Linked DNA regions of Homo sapiens: region 1 is linked to region 2. A link is a contact called in ENCODE Hi-C or POLR2A ChIA-PET data. All regions are on one chromosome and are shown on one strand. Each heading gives the region's core, a stretch centred on a gene start or an enhancer-like site at or near the end of the contact. The rest is flanking DNA. Distances are from core to core; before and after follow the strand shown. Region 1 overlaps PRDM11 (PR/SET domain 11). Region 2 overlaps PRDM11 (PR/SET domain 11).

Region 1 (2,950 bases), core at 7-2,506, 48 kb after region 2:
GGAAGGGACCTCTCAGTAGGAGGAGGGTGTGGTGGGGGCCAGGTTGCCCCAGGTGCCTCCTGGCTCCCCAGCTGGGGGCCAGCAATTAGGAAGGAGAACCACCTGCATTGACGGTCATTTACCCAATTGTGCTTTGTGGGATATTCAACCCAAGGAATGTGGCACACCTGGCTGAGCGTAAGAGGAAGCCCAAGTTCTCCAAGGAGGAGCTGGACATTCTTGTCACAGAGGTGACCCACCATGAAGCAGTGCTCTTTGGGAGGGAGACCATGCGGCTGTCCCATGCTGACAGGGACAAGATTTGGGAAGGCATAGCCCGGAAAATCACCTCCGTCAGCCAGGTGCCCCGCTCCGTCAAGGACATTAAGCACAGATGGGATGACATGAAACGGAGGACCAAGGACAAGCTGGCCTTCATGCAGCAGTCCCTGTCGGGCCCTGGGGCCGGGGGCCGGGCCCCCACCATCGTGCTCACGGCCCACGAGAGGGCCATCAAGTCGGCGCTGCTCACGGCCCGTGCAGGGCGCGGCTTCCCCAGGGCGGAACTGGATGGCACCGACAGCCCTTCGACCAGCTGTGAGTATCACCAGTCCCCCCCGCCACCCAGCCGGCTGCCTGCCCCCCAGCTTACAGTCCACAGTCTCCCACCGACTTTCCCTCTGGTTCTCTCCTGTCCCTCTCTGTCCAGCCCACTCTTTCCATCCTCCCCTCCTTCTCCCACTCTTCTCCTCTCCATCCCTTTTTGCATTCATTCTCGAATATTTACTGAGCATCTCCGTGCCAGAGCCGTGCTAGGAGCTGGGAAGACAGCTGTGTGTAAACCCCACGCAGGCCCTGCTCTTGGGGAGACCCTGGACTCCTAGGAATAAACCAACGTTAAATAATTGCACGAGTAAACTGGAAACGAAGGGATGGAGGACACAGGAGTCCAGGAGGTCCCGAGAGCAGGGCTGACTTCATGAGCATGCAACCTGAACAGTCACAGGGGCCGCGGGGTTTCAGGCTCTGCTGTCGCCATCTGGACATTCTTCATAGTTTTTGAGCCAGGGGCCCCACGTTTTCATTTTGCATTTGACCCTGCAGGTTATGTAGCAGCTCTGTCTGAGAGTTAAGGAGTGGGTAAAACTGGCTCCACTGGGGACTGGGGAGGGCTCCCTGAAGAAGTCCAGCGGACTAGGATGTGAAGAGTAAGAGTTAACCAGGCCAGGCAGCAGCGTGGGGCGCGGAGAAGGGGAGGGGAGGCGCGCAGGCAGAGAACAGCATGTACGAGGCCCCGCATCAGGAAGGCGCTTGGCACGTTCCAGGAACAGTGAGAAGCCAGGAAAGCCCAAGTGTAGCAGCGCGGGGGAGGGGGCTGGAGACGAGGCGGCCAAGCTGTGAAGGCCCGGGCCGGGCCATGGAAAGATCAGTTCCTTTCTGTGTCTGGTCCTGACTGCTTTGTTCCTCTATTATTACTCCCCTGCCTGAGCCACGCTGCCTGCCCCCACTTTTCTGTGTGCTGCCTCTCAGCTCCCTCTCCATCCTCCTGGCTGCTCCGCCACCCGCTCCCCACCCCTCTTCTCCCTCTGTACTTGTCCCTGCCTTTCCTCTCTACTTCCTGTGTCTCACATGCACTTTGAAGCCAGGGCCCCAGCGGCCGAGGCGGGTGTCCCTTGGGGCTGGAGTTCTAGTTGGGGCTCAGCAGAAGGGGGAGCACTAAAGGCCTCCGCAGGGACTGCAACCCTTCCTTTCCACTTCTGCACATCTCCCCCGTGCCCCGCCAGCTGCAGTCCCCACTAGAGGCCGTCTGCCTGACCGGCTCGTGAGTGGTGGGAGCCAGGCAGGAGGGGCCCCAGGGAAGCAGCCGTGGCTCAGCCCATGGGAAGGTGCTTTGCAAAGACTCACTTGCACCTTCCCTTCCCGGGCCCCCTGCCATTGTGATCCACTTGCTTCCTGTTTGGCTGGGGCTCCTGACAGGTGGCAGTTCACAGAGTCAGATGTTTAGGACTGGAAAAGAACATGGAGACCATTTAGTTCAACTTCCTTGCAATGCAGAAAGTAAGCTCTGAAAACCAAGGTGGCCCTGAGCTCAATTCAGAAGCAGGACTTGAACCCGGGTCTGCTGGCTTCCTGTGAATCAGTGTTTTCCTAAGTCTTAAGAGGATTCCACCCCGTGATAAGAAAAAATGGGGGGGTCAGCATCCAGTAAAGCCTGTTCCCTGCATCCTGCTCCGCTCACCCCTCCATCTCCCTGAGACTGAATGTAATGAGGCCACCAAAGGTAACCTGGGCTGGCAGGGAGCCCGAGTGTGCCATCAGGCAGAGCCCGCTCACCCCCATGGCAGGCTCACAGCCCTCCTTTTCCTGGCAGTGGCCAGCTGCGGCAGCACTCGGCCAGGGGCTTGGCAGAACGGGGACCTGGGAGGGAAGGAGCAGCATCACCTCGCCGGGTCTCACTCCTTCCAACACTGGCCATGCTAGACAGGTCTCTGGGATCTCAGGGGATGGCTGCTGTCCCACCAAACACTGCCAAGAGACACAGGACTCTTACCAAGCTGGCCCAAGTGAGCCCCCAGGACCCCTGGGAGGCATGAGGTAACTGTAAGATAAACCTGTCTGTCCTCCCCATCACCTTCCTGGGGGGTGGTTCTGAGTTGAGTCCGCAGATCCAGGCAGGGAGGGCTTGCCTGTCAGTAGGGTCAGCCCATACATCATTTAATCCTGCCACAGGGATCAGCCCATACCCTTGGTCACCAGAAAGCAGGACCCACATGTGCAGAGGCTGGGCCCCCTCCCTGTGTCCGGCTGCAAGGAGCAGTCTGTCCGATGGCCCCTGTGGATGGGAGCACGATGTGACTGAACTGGAAGCCTGCCTTGGGGGACAGGGGGACAGCAGGGCTGGTTGCAGAGGTGGCTCTCCTGCTCTGCACTGTCCTGCCAGTTTCTTCAGCCTGTCAGCATGTGCTGCAGT
Region 2 (2,901 bases), core at 203-2,702:
ATGACTCTAGTATATATCCTTCTAGATCTTTTTCTATATGTCAACACACATAATTTATAGGAATACGTACCACTGCAGAGTGTGTGGGTGTGTGTGTATGTGTTTAAACAAATGGTTTCATGTAGTACAGATTATTCTGCAAATTGCTTTTCTCACTTAACATTGTATCTGGGAAATCTAGCCACACAGTAGGTTTTAGAAAGGATCGTCATTTAACCATCCCCCCACCACTGACATTTGGGTAAATTCTGATTTTATTCTAGTGCCTCCTTGCACATATCTAGAGCAGCTACTGCTGGGTCTGGGGAACCTTTTGCACTTTTTAAAGTTTATTGTACAATGTTTAAAATCTGTCTGTTGAGACTGCATAGAACCAAATGTTTCCCTGTGAGTCCTTCACTATTGCTGGTTCTCCATTTTAGAGCCAGAGAGAAAGTCAGCTCTCCTGGCCCCTGCTAGCCCTCAGAGAGTTGAAAACAGTGGCTGTGGCCCCTGGAGCCTTCTTTCCTTCACATACAGGGTTTTCTGCCCTCATTCAAAGGCATGGCTTTGTGTGACGTCTCTCTTGGGCAGCTGTTGTAGGAAGTGAGCTCTGGAGTCATAATGCCGCAGTTCAAATCCTGGCTCAGCCCCTTACCAACTGGGTACTCTGGGAATGCCACATAACCTCTCTGTGCCTTAGTTCTATCCTCTGTCCAATAGAGATAACAGCAGCACCTACATCCTGGCACTGCTGAGGACCGAGTGAGCTAACACATGTGAAGTGTTTACCATGTGCCATGCAGACACACAGTAAATGCCCAGTAATGTTACTTTCCCAGGGTGTCTTCTCTGAATGAGCCCTGGATCCCACCTCCATGGGCTGGGGGCCTGTGCTCCCAGAGGGCAGTCTGCGTGGCTCCGGACTTGGTGACGGCTTTGTCCCGCTGTCCGCTAACATCCTGGTGGAGGCTGCTGCCTGGGAATGCAGCGGGCAATCGGATTTCATCCTGGCTTGGCCCCGAAGGGTCTGGACCAGAGCCTACGGGGAGGGAAGAAGGTCACCCTGACCCCTTGCTTGGCACAGGTGGCCAGGAGCCTCATACCGTAACCCCATCCTTCAGGCAGGTTTCCCGGCTGTCAATGAGGTTCGTTGTGGCTGCGGATTTGATCTCCCTTGGCCTGCAGGGTGGGCAGGAGAAGAAAGCAGTCTGGGGCCAGCCTTTCCCCTGAGAGTCCCGGGACGGCTCTGGGCCACACTGGCTGATCCAGGTCAGGGTTGGCCTCGCAGCCCCGGGGGCAAATTGGTGCAGCTGATGATTTATTTAGTGCTGGAAAGCATGGTCTGTTTGCTGTTTTCCTCACACCCCCCTTTCAGGCTCCAAACCACACTGATGCTGCTGCCTAAGCAGCTCCTTGCAGCCACGCTGGAAAAACAGGCAGCCTGGCCAAGGTCATTTCACAGATGCAGACACTGAGGCTCCAGGAGGTCATGCGACTCTCCCAAAGCCACATAGGTCACCACCGGCAGGGCTGGGAATGGTAGCCAGGCCATCTGGTTCCCTGTCCGGTTCTTTTTCATGAGGCGACCTAATGTGACAGTCTTGGCAAAAGGTTCCTGGCCACACAGCTTGGCCTCCTGCCCTCTGGGCAGTGGCGTGTGTGTTCATTGAGCACAGAGGTTTGGGATTATTTCCTAAGAGGCGAGAAGCACCATGGGTTGCCCTGGGCCCTGCCCTTCCCCAGCACCAGCCCTGGACCCTCTGGGTACCTAGAGGGGGCAGGCAGCAGAGGGTGGCTGCTTCAGCTGAGGCCTGTCTACCCGTCTGGGGTGAGGTATCGCTCTCTACACCTGTCCTGTGGTGTGGGCAGGGGTTGCAGCAGCCCTGGGGGCTCCAGTGCTTCTCCCAGGGAGGCAGGTGAGCAGCCATCATTGGACCCATTTTTAGGCTGGAGAAAGTAAGGCTCAGAGAGGCCCAAAGGGCCTCTCTGAGCTAGTGGATGCAGAAGGAAACCTCAAACCCACCTTCTAATTCTAGATGTAGGCCCTCACAGAGCCTGCTGCTGGGTCACACCAAAGAAACTGACCTGGTCTAGTTTTAAGAACATAGTGTCAGAGGGACACAGGCTTTGGGTTCTGGCTCAGCAATAACCACTCATATTTACTGAGCACTTATGTGGCAGGCACTATCTGTGACATTTCACTTAATCTTCAGGGTAGCATCATGAGGTAGATACAGCCGAGGAAACTGAGGCACAGGGAAGTTAAGTGGCTTCCCAAGATCATATTGGAGGAAGCTGAGATTTGAATCATGGCAGTATAGCTTCAGAGGATGTATGGGAGCCACGATGCTATAAAGCCTCTGATGGTCGGGGGATCATTAAGGTGGCAGTGCGCCTTTCTCACTCCTGGCACCATGCCTGACACATGGCAGGTGCTTGGTAAATGTGTCGAATAAATAATCTCTGAATGAATGGAAAGCTTTGGGCAAGCAACTCCAGGCTCTCTGCATGTCGGTTTTCTCACCTTTCCTTCAGCACTGATGGGGAGGGTCCAGTGTGGTGATATTTGGAAGTGCTGAGCTCAGGGCTTGGGCCCTGGCAGTTGCAGTTACTCTGGGGAGACGGTGCCTGAACTGGGATGCTCTCAACTGTGTCCCAAGGAGTGGGTGGTACTGCTCCCAGCTGTCCACACTGGAGCTCAGCTGTGTGCCCCCGGGGAACAGAGGCAAATTCCCTCTCCATGGGTAGCTGTGTGTGTCACCTGTGGCTGGTCTTGGTCTTCCTCCGGGCAAAACCAGGGGAGCCAGAGGGTCTGAAGACAGGCACTGGGCCAGCATGCGTGCTGACCCTTCAAGTTCCTATGGATCACTCCCAGCCTACTGGGTGATTTAAATGCACACATTTTTCATTTCGATTTCA

The links. A loop is a pair of places that touch in the nucleus more often than their neighbours do. ChIA-PET counts read pairs that join two places held with the same protein, here RNA polymerase II (POLR2A).
Region 1: a loop to region 2 is called in a map of uterus, with 1.9 times the contacts of the local background. The contact joins two enhancer-like sites. A Hi-C loop is called at or near these places in 2 of 168 maps with a recorded cell type or tissue (prostate gland and uterus). POLR2A ChIA-PET finds 5 or more read pairs at or near these places in 1 of 52 experiments (activated CD4-positive, alpha-beta T cell).

The regions. Positions count from the first base shown.
Region 1 is chr11:45,208,720-45,211,669 of GRCh38, forward strand. All of the region lies in intron 5 of PRDM11 (PR/SET domain 11), which reads left to right. Among named protein-coding and RNA genes, the nearest start is that of PRDM11, 64 kb to the left of the region's middle. RefSeq lists enhancers at 681-1,428, 1,429-2,176, 2,177-2,923. Within about 2 kb of position 1,257, at least 24 of the 41 ENCODE cell types and tissues checked have a DNase peak (open chromatin) inside an H3K27ac peak, as active enhancers do; they include uterus, where a contact is called at or near this core.
Region 2 is chr11:45,160,424-45,163,324 of GRCh38, forward strand. All of the region lies in intron 1 of PRDM11 (PR/SET domain 11), which reads left to right. Among named protein-coding and RNA genes, the nearest start is that of PRDM11, 15 kb to the left of the region's middle. Within about 2 kb of position 1,453, at least 15 of the 41 ENCODE cell types and tissues checked have a DNase peak (open chromatin) inside an H3K27ac peak, as active enhancers do; they include uterus, where a contact is called at or near this core.